Regions from separate parts of the Mus musculus genome. Here region 2 is linked to region 1. The links are chromatin loops, found by intact Hi-C in ENCODE. Cell type or tissue: heart. All regions are shown on one strand. Each heading gives the region's core, and the rest is flanking DNA. Links, peaks and the distances in the headings are about the cores only. Region 1 overlaps Myof (myoferlin). Region 2 overlaps Myof (myoferlin).

Evidence for each region. Peaks named below come from ENCODE experiments on the same cell type or tissue, not always from the same donor. Only the 100,000 strongest peaks of a DNase experiment are listed, where the experiment ranks them.
Region 2: it touches region 1 in a loop (2.7-fold over the local background); 4 of 42 quality-filtered maps call a loop at or near these places.

The regions. Positions count from the first base shown.
Region 1 is chr19:37,954,133-37,957,042 of GRCm38, forward strand. It overlaps Myof (myoferlin), which reads right to left. Exons shown (of 54, transcript NM_001302140.1): 22 at 2,311-2,417; 23 at 235-427. Among named protein-coding and RNA genes, the nearest start is that of Gm52397, 30 kb to the right of the region's middle. In heart, for the core only: a CTCF peak has its summit at 1,418 (motif pointing right); DNase peaks (open chromatin) are centred at 1,429 and 2,119.
Region 2 is chr19:38,003,560-38,006,469 of GRCm38, forward strand. All of the region lies in intron 3 of Myof (myoferlin), which reads right to left. Among named protein-coding and RNA genes, the nearest start is that of Gm52396, 11 kb to the right of the region's middle. In heart, for the core only: a CTCF peak has its summit at 1,513; DNase peaks (open chromatin) are centred at 652 and 1,622; H3K27ac peaks cover 1,963 bases.

The DNA.
Region 1 (2,910 bases), core at 156-2,655:
CAGTGCGAGCATGATGCTTTTCCTGCAGGTTCCTCAGGAACGCAACTCAAAATTTGGGTGACTTTCACCCTCTCCAGTAGCCTCCTCATCCTAGTAAGTCCTTGGTTTTTATCATTGATCAGATCCAATCCCAGTCGCAGATATACCAGATGACCCACCCACCACCTGCCCCACCCTTCTTGTCATCTGCAGAATCCTTCTGGAAACAGATGACAGTGTATTTTAATGGTCTACCTCTTCAGTAAGCTGCATCAGTTTATCAAGCCACTCCTCGATTTCCAACAAGGTGGATTTCACATCCGTGGCTTCAGATCTCATCCTCAGAGCTGCCTCGTGTATCTGGGAGAGAAACCTGGACCGCAACTTTCGGATCTGAGTATCCAGAACCGTGACGTTGGCTTTTCCTTCTGTGACAGGCAAGGTGTATCTATAAGAAGAGGAGAGAAGAGAAACAAACCTAAGAATGACATTCTAGGTCTCAAAACTAAGTCCACTTGTGTTTGCCCACATGTTTAATGTATGTCTGCACGCCATTTCACGTAGATTGAAATGACAGCAATCTCCTGAGTCTACAGGGGCTGCTTGCTTTAAACTGTAGTTGAGGATGTCTCTGTTGGCATCGGAGAAGACACAAATTTTAAAGCACCAAAGTTTAAATATCCCCAGTACCGTCATCTTCATCACCGTCATCCTCTCAGACGGTTCTCAGAGAGCTCCAGAAGATAAGAAGGACCACTTGTATAGGACAATTTTCAGCCAAGTTAAGAGTCCACAAGAAAAACAGGGACAGCTGAGTGAGTGACTCAGATTAGCCACATGTCAGCTGTGCCTCTCTCTCTCTCACTGTGGAAGTAGGTGAAACCACAGGGCAAGACTGTCACCAGTACCAGGAAATTCGACTCATTGTCCCCACTTAGAATTTACATTATTTGCATGCCACCCAGCTCCTTATATGAAGGATATCCTAGCATGGTTTTCCTCAAACATGGAATTTCCTGCGACAGAACATTTAGAAAGATGCCAGCTTGCTTCTTTGAAGCCAGCATGTGTTCTCATGCCTGGGCTTTCTTTGGCAAATCACAGGCATTTTCCATGTGAAAGCTGTCGCTGTATGTTTTTGTTTGATTTCATTAACTTCTGTGGCACCGTGTGTATAAAGGTTTAAGATCCTGCGGTGGCCACATAAGGCAAAAATTCACGGGAGTGCTGTTGAGCTCCGAAGTCACACTTGAGCCCTTTGAAAGTGAGATGCTGGCCATTAAGTGGGTAAATAATTCCCAGTGTCACTGCGGTCTCCCTTCTTTCTTATCTGTAATTTAGAGGTCACTCCTTAGGGAATCCCTAAGTCTCTCAGCTTTGAGTGGTCACAAAGCCAGTGGGGCTTGATTTTAGCTGTTTGTCAATGACCTGAATAAACCACTAGGGGGCGCAAGAGGACGGGATGACTAAGGGCCTTACCCCAGAAGGGGAAATGTCTGCTTCCAGAGCTTGAGAGGTGTAGTCCATGCTCTTTTCTTTTCGACCTTCCCTGTTCGTGGCTTTATTAGCCAACATTTAAAATGAGGTTGGAATGAGTCACTTTCCCTTTTGATTTCTAAATGCCAAAAGTTACTTCTTAAGTCACAGCTATGAAATGTCCTCTGGCTAAGTCTGTGTCCTGGATTTGTCTAACGTGGTGTGTGTGTGTGTGTGTGTGTGTGTGTGTGTGTTGTTGTTGTTGTTGTTGCTGTTGTTGTTGTTATTGTTGCTGTTTCTTGTTTATTTCTTAGTGTATAATGAATTTGCGCGTCATCCTTGCTTAGGGCCCATTCTAACTATCTGTTACTCCTGTTTTTAGTGTTAACTGTTTCTGAAGGATGGCAGAGTGCTTGAAACACTTAACAACAACAACAGCAGCAGCAGCAAGCTATTTCTAAAGACATGAGTTAGGAACATTGTTCTGAGTGGTGGAAGCCATGTTCCTATATCCCTGTGGAAGTCAGGAGTCCTTCTGCAGAAAGGTTAGCTCAGGCTATTTCTCTTCCCTCTCTTCCACTCCCACCCTTTGCCTCAGGCTGCTGGGCCAGCTTCCGGTAGTCCAGCCTGGGCCTACTTGGGCTACTTTAGACTTGGCACCAAACCAGAGAATGGAGGTTTTCCGGGTGATTCAGAAACTTCTCCTGGGCTGGGGTGGGACTTTCAAGGAGCCCAAAACAATGCTCAAACGCATTTTTTTTTCCAGAGAAATACTTGACAAGATTGGAAAAGCACCTACAGTCTTAGAATTCAGGGCATGCTGGGGACGTGCAGATAGGAAGAGGATTACTGTACCTCGTGTCTTCTATAACTTCATCTATCAGCTTCAGCCACACCTCCGCCAACTGGTTTGCAGGAATTTTACCCTGGATCCCTGATTTTACAGCCTCTATGTTTGATTGCTGAAGAATCAAGAAAGAGGAGAGATAATTGTGTAATTCTGCCATTATGTCCAAGAAAGTGTTATTTCCAAGGCAGGGTAGAGGGTGAGTAGAGGGGTAGGGACATAAAAAGATTTCGTTACAGAAAGCCAGAGGGCTTTGTTCTCACTCACTGATACTTACCATAGCCTCGTGCTATTTACTTTTATTCAAAATGCAATCAACACTGATAAGTTTAAGCAATAGAGAAAGCCTTGTCTTGTATTTTGACCTTTGGAACTATGTAAATATTTTATGTACTCCAAAAATAAACAGGAAGAAACCATCAGGAATAGGTGAGGGAACCCTCAAAAGGATATATATGTAAATAGTATGGACTCAGTTATATTTCAGATGGACAGTTGAACTAACCCACACGTAACCTTTGGAAACAGCATTTTAACTATCTGTCCTTAGTTTCAAGGCAAAGGCAACCCAACTGCATCAAACATGAATCATTGTGAACTTGTTCACA
Region 2 (2,910 bases), core at 142-2,641, 49 kb after region 1:
GATTCACACACAGTGTAGAGGCAAAGATGAAGACAGTAAGAGAATAAAATATACAGTGAAGTCACCCGGTGCAGTAGGGGACAGTGGGGCTTGTGGCTAACCAGAAAGAACAGGCTTGAGTACACACAGAGCCTTTTGCTCATCTTTTTATGCAGTGGAATGGCTAGTAACCTGTTCTGATTCAGTTTGCTGATTCGTTCCCCAGAAGAGTGCAGTAACAGAAGACAGGGCAGGAATGGCGAGGAGTAAAAGGAGCCAATTATATACTCTAACCTCAATCCCTTCTAAGCAGCTTGAGTCCCGTTGCTAAGGTTTGCTTTCTCATCATAAAACCCTGGTGGTTTTGCTGTGGGGGAGGGCATTTAAAGGAAAATTTGATGTGTGTGTGTGCGTGTGTGTGTGCGTGCGCGCGCGCGCTTGCGTGTGTCTGCATGTGCGTGCGGAGTAAAGACTGTGTTTTGAGAACATCCTGGAAAGACTAATCTCGAAGATATTTGACAGTGAGGCTGTGTTGAGAAAGATGTAAACACAGATACAGCTTCTGAGACCTTTGACTGACCCGAAGGAAGCACTGCCCACTGCCAGAGCTGCAGTCCTATGTCTCGCCTCGCAGGTCAGCCAGCCAGGCCTGTTTTCTGGGGCGTTGCCTAGATACAGAAAACGGTGAGAACATGGGGAATGATAACTTGACCTCCTACACGAGGGACAGGAACAGCTCAGTCCGACTATAAGCTGATTTCCTTTAAAGGAGGTGACCCTCAGCCTGGGATCTCTATTACTAATGTGATACTGTAAACAGGCCAAGATGATAAGATGTGTGGGTAAGAGGGACGCTTCGCCCTGTGGTTCACAGAAAAACAAGAGTCTCCCATGGACTGCTCCCAAGGCGCTAACAGATGGGCTACAGTCCCAAAAGGAAGCCACCATGGAAGAAATAAATGCCCAGGCCTTGGCCCAGCAGCTCTCCTGGGAGAACTAACAAGCTTCAGACGCATTAGACACCAAAGGGAACCTAGGACACTGCGCCTTCAGTCTGTGACTGACATCAAACTCAGAGGCAGGCCTCTATGCATGACACAGAGCTACTTCTAAGCCCTGGGAATGACCTGGCAACTGGGTGTTATACCTGGGGCCTGGGGGAGTTGAGAGTCAAGCTAGCTATCTTAGTTAAGCAGTGTCAGTTAAGAACCTCTTCATCACTGTGTTTATCTGGAAACATATACTTGGTTTTAAAAAGAGGAATGGAAATGTTTTTCCCACAGCCTGGGCCCCCATTCACAGCCACATGCCTCTGTGGTGAATAAGGACCCTGCTGGCTGAGGGCCTTAGCAGGGGCGCTCCCATATACAGCTCACCAGGTCCCTTCTCTGTGTAACCGGGACATCACCACGGGGATTGCTGGAAATCCCCTCCACAGAGGAAAGGCCTGTTGGAGGCTTGAACATCAACTGGACACTCTCTGTTGCTGCTTTTAGGGACTGTAAGCAGCCAGCCCTGCCACCCTCTGGGAGGAATCATAGCCTACAGCTGGGCTGGGGCCAAAAAAAACTTTCCAAACCTCAACAGTTCCCAAATGCCCTGTGGAAGATCTGAGAAGACCAAGCTATCCCATTCTTTGAAGGCCCTGGCTCTGGCTGCCCGAGTTTGTCATTTTAGCCAGGCCTGTAGCACTTTGCATGGATTTCCCACACTGTTCCCTCCTCTGGGCCTATGCCCATCAAGTTCCTCCCTGGTCCTGAGAATAAGGAGTGAGCCAAGCGTGCTCCTTAAAACAAACCTGACGGCCAGGAGAAGCAAGGCCGCAGACGAAGGCTGTTTGCAAAGCCAGATTTTCTCCTAGGAGCCTTCTCCGAGATAGAACATGTACTTCTGTCTTAGGTTCAGATCTGACAAAGGACCCTGCTGAACCCTGGATATCTGATTAACCATCTTAATAACTGGTCAGACTCTTTATCTCTGCCCCCACCCACCATGTGACTGGGGATCACCCTGAACTGCCTTCAGCAAGAATCCTGTTATGTTGGTTTAGCCAGAATTTCCCTATCCCGGTTAGTTCCTCTCAAGAATTTCCATCCACTGCCCCTTCCCTGTCCCTTGGCTGTAAGTTTGATGTGGCTGAGTTATGTGGGGTCTTGAGCCCCATCTCTCTCTTCTACTGTAGTTCAACTGGCACTGGCTCGTCTACCTGTGGTGATGGCTCTGGGTACTCTTGCTCAACACACATTGACAGCTGACACAGGGGTTTCTTCCTGGGCACAGCTGTAATAGCAGGTCATGGTACCAGAGTCCCTTACCAAGGTGAAAGCCCCTCATGGGGGCATTCCCTTAATTCTCTGATTCACTTGCACCAGAGGGGCCTATCCTCACTGGTCTCTGATTCTCTTCCCAACTGTCCCTCAGAATGCACCTCTCAAAGCTCCCAGCAGCAGCAGCAGCAGCAGCAGCAGCAGCAGATGCATGCAGATTCCCAGAGACCAGAGTTGAACTATTTCTTTTCCTTTCCCTTTATTTTTATTTCATGTGTATAAGTGCTTTGCCTACATGTATATTAGCGCACTGCATGCATTCTTATTGACCATGCTGACCACAAGTGGGAGCTTAGTCCTCTGGAACTGGAGTTACAGATGGCCGTGACCCAGCATGTGGATGCTGAGAGCTGAACCCAGGTCCTCTACAAAAGCAAGTCCTCTTAACCATTAACCTCCAGAGCCTTGAGATGATTCTCCTATCCATGGTCATAGCAGAAACTCTCATAGGTGCCTGGAGAAGGTGGTTGGCAGAGCAGGATCAGGAAGCAGAGAACCCGCCCGTTCTATATGATCATATAGGGTCACAGTTGAGAAGTGTGTATAGAAACCCAATTATTCCCCCAAAATAAACTGTGGTCAACAGAACTGCATCAATATCTAG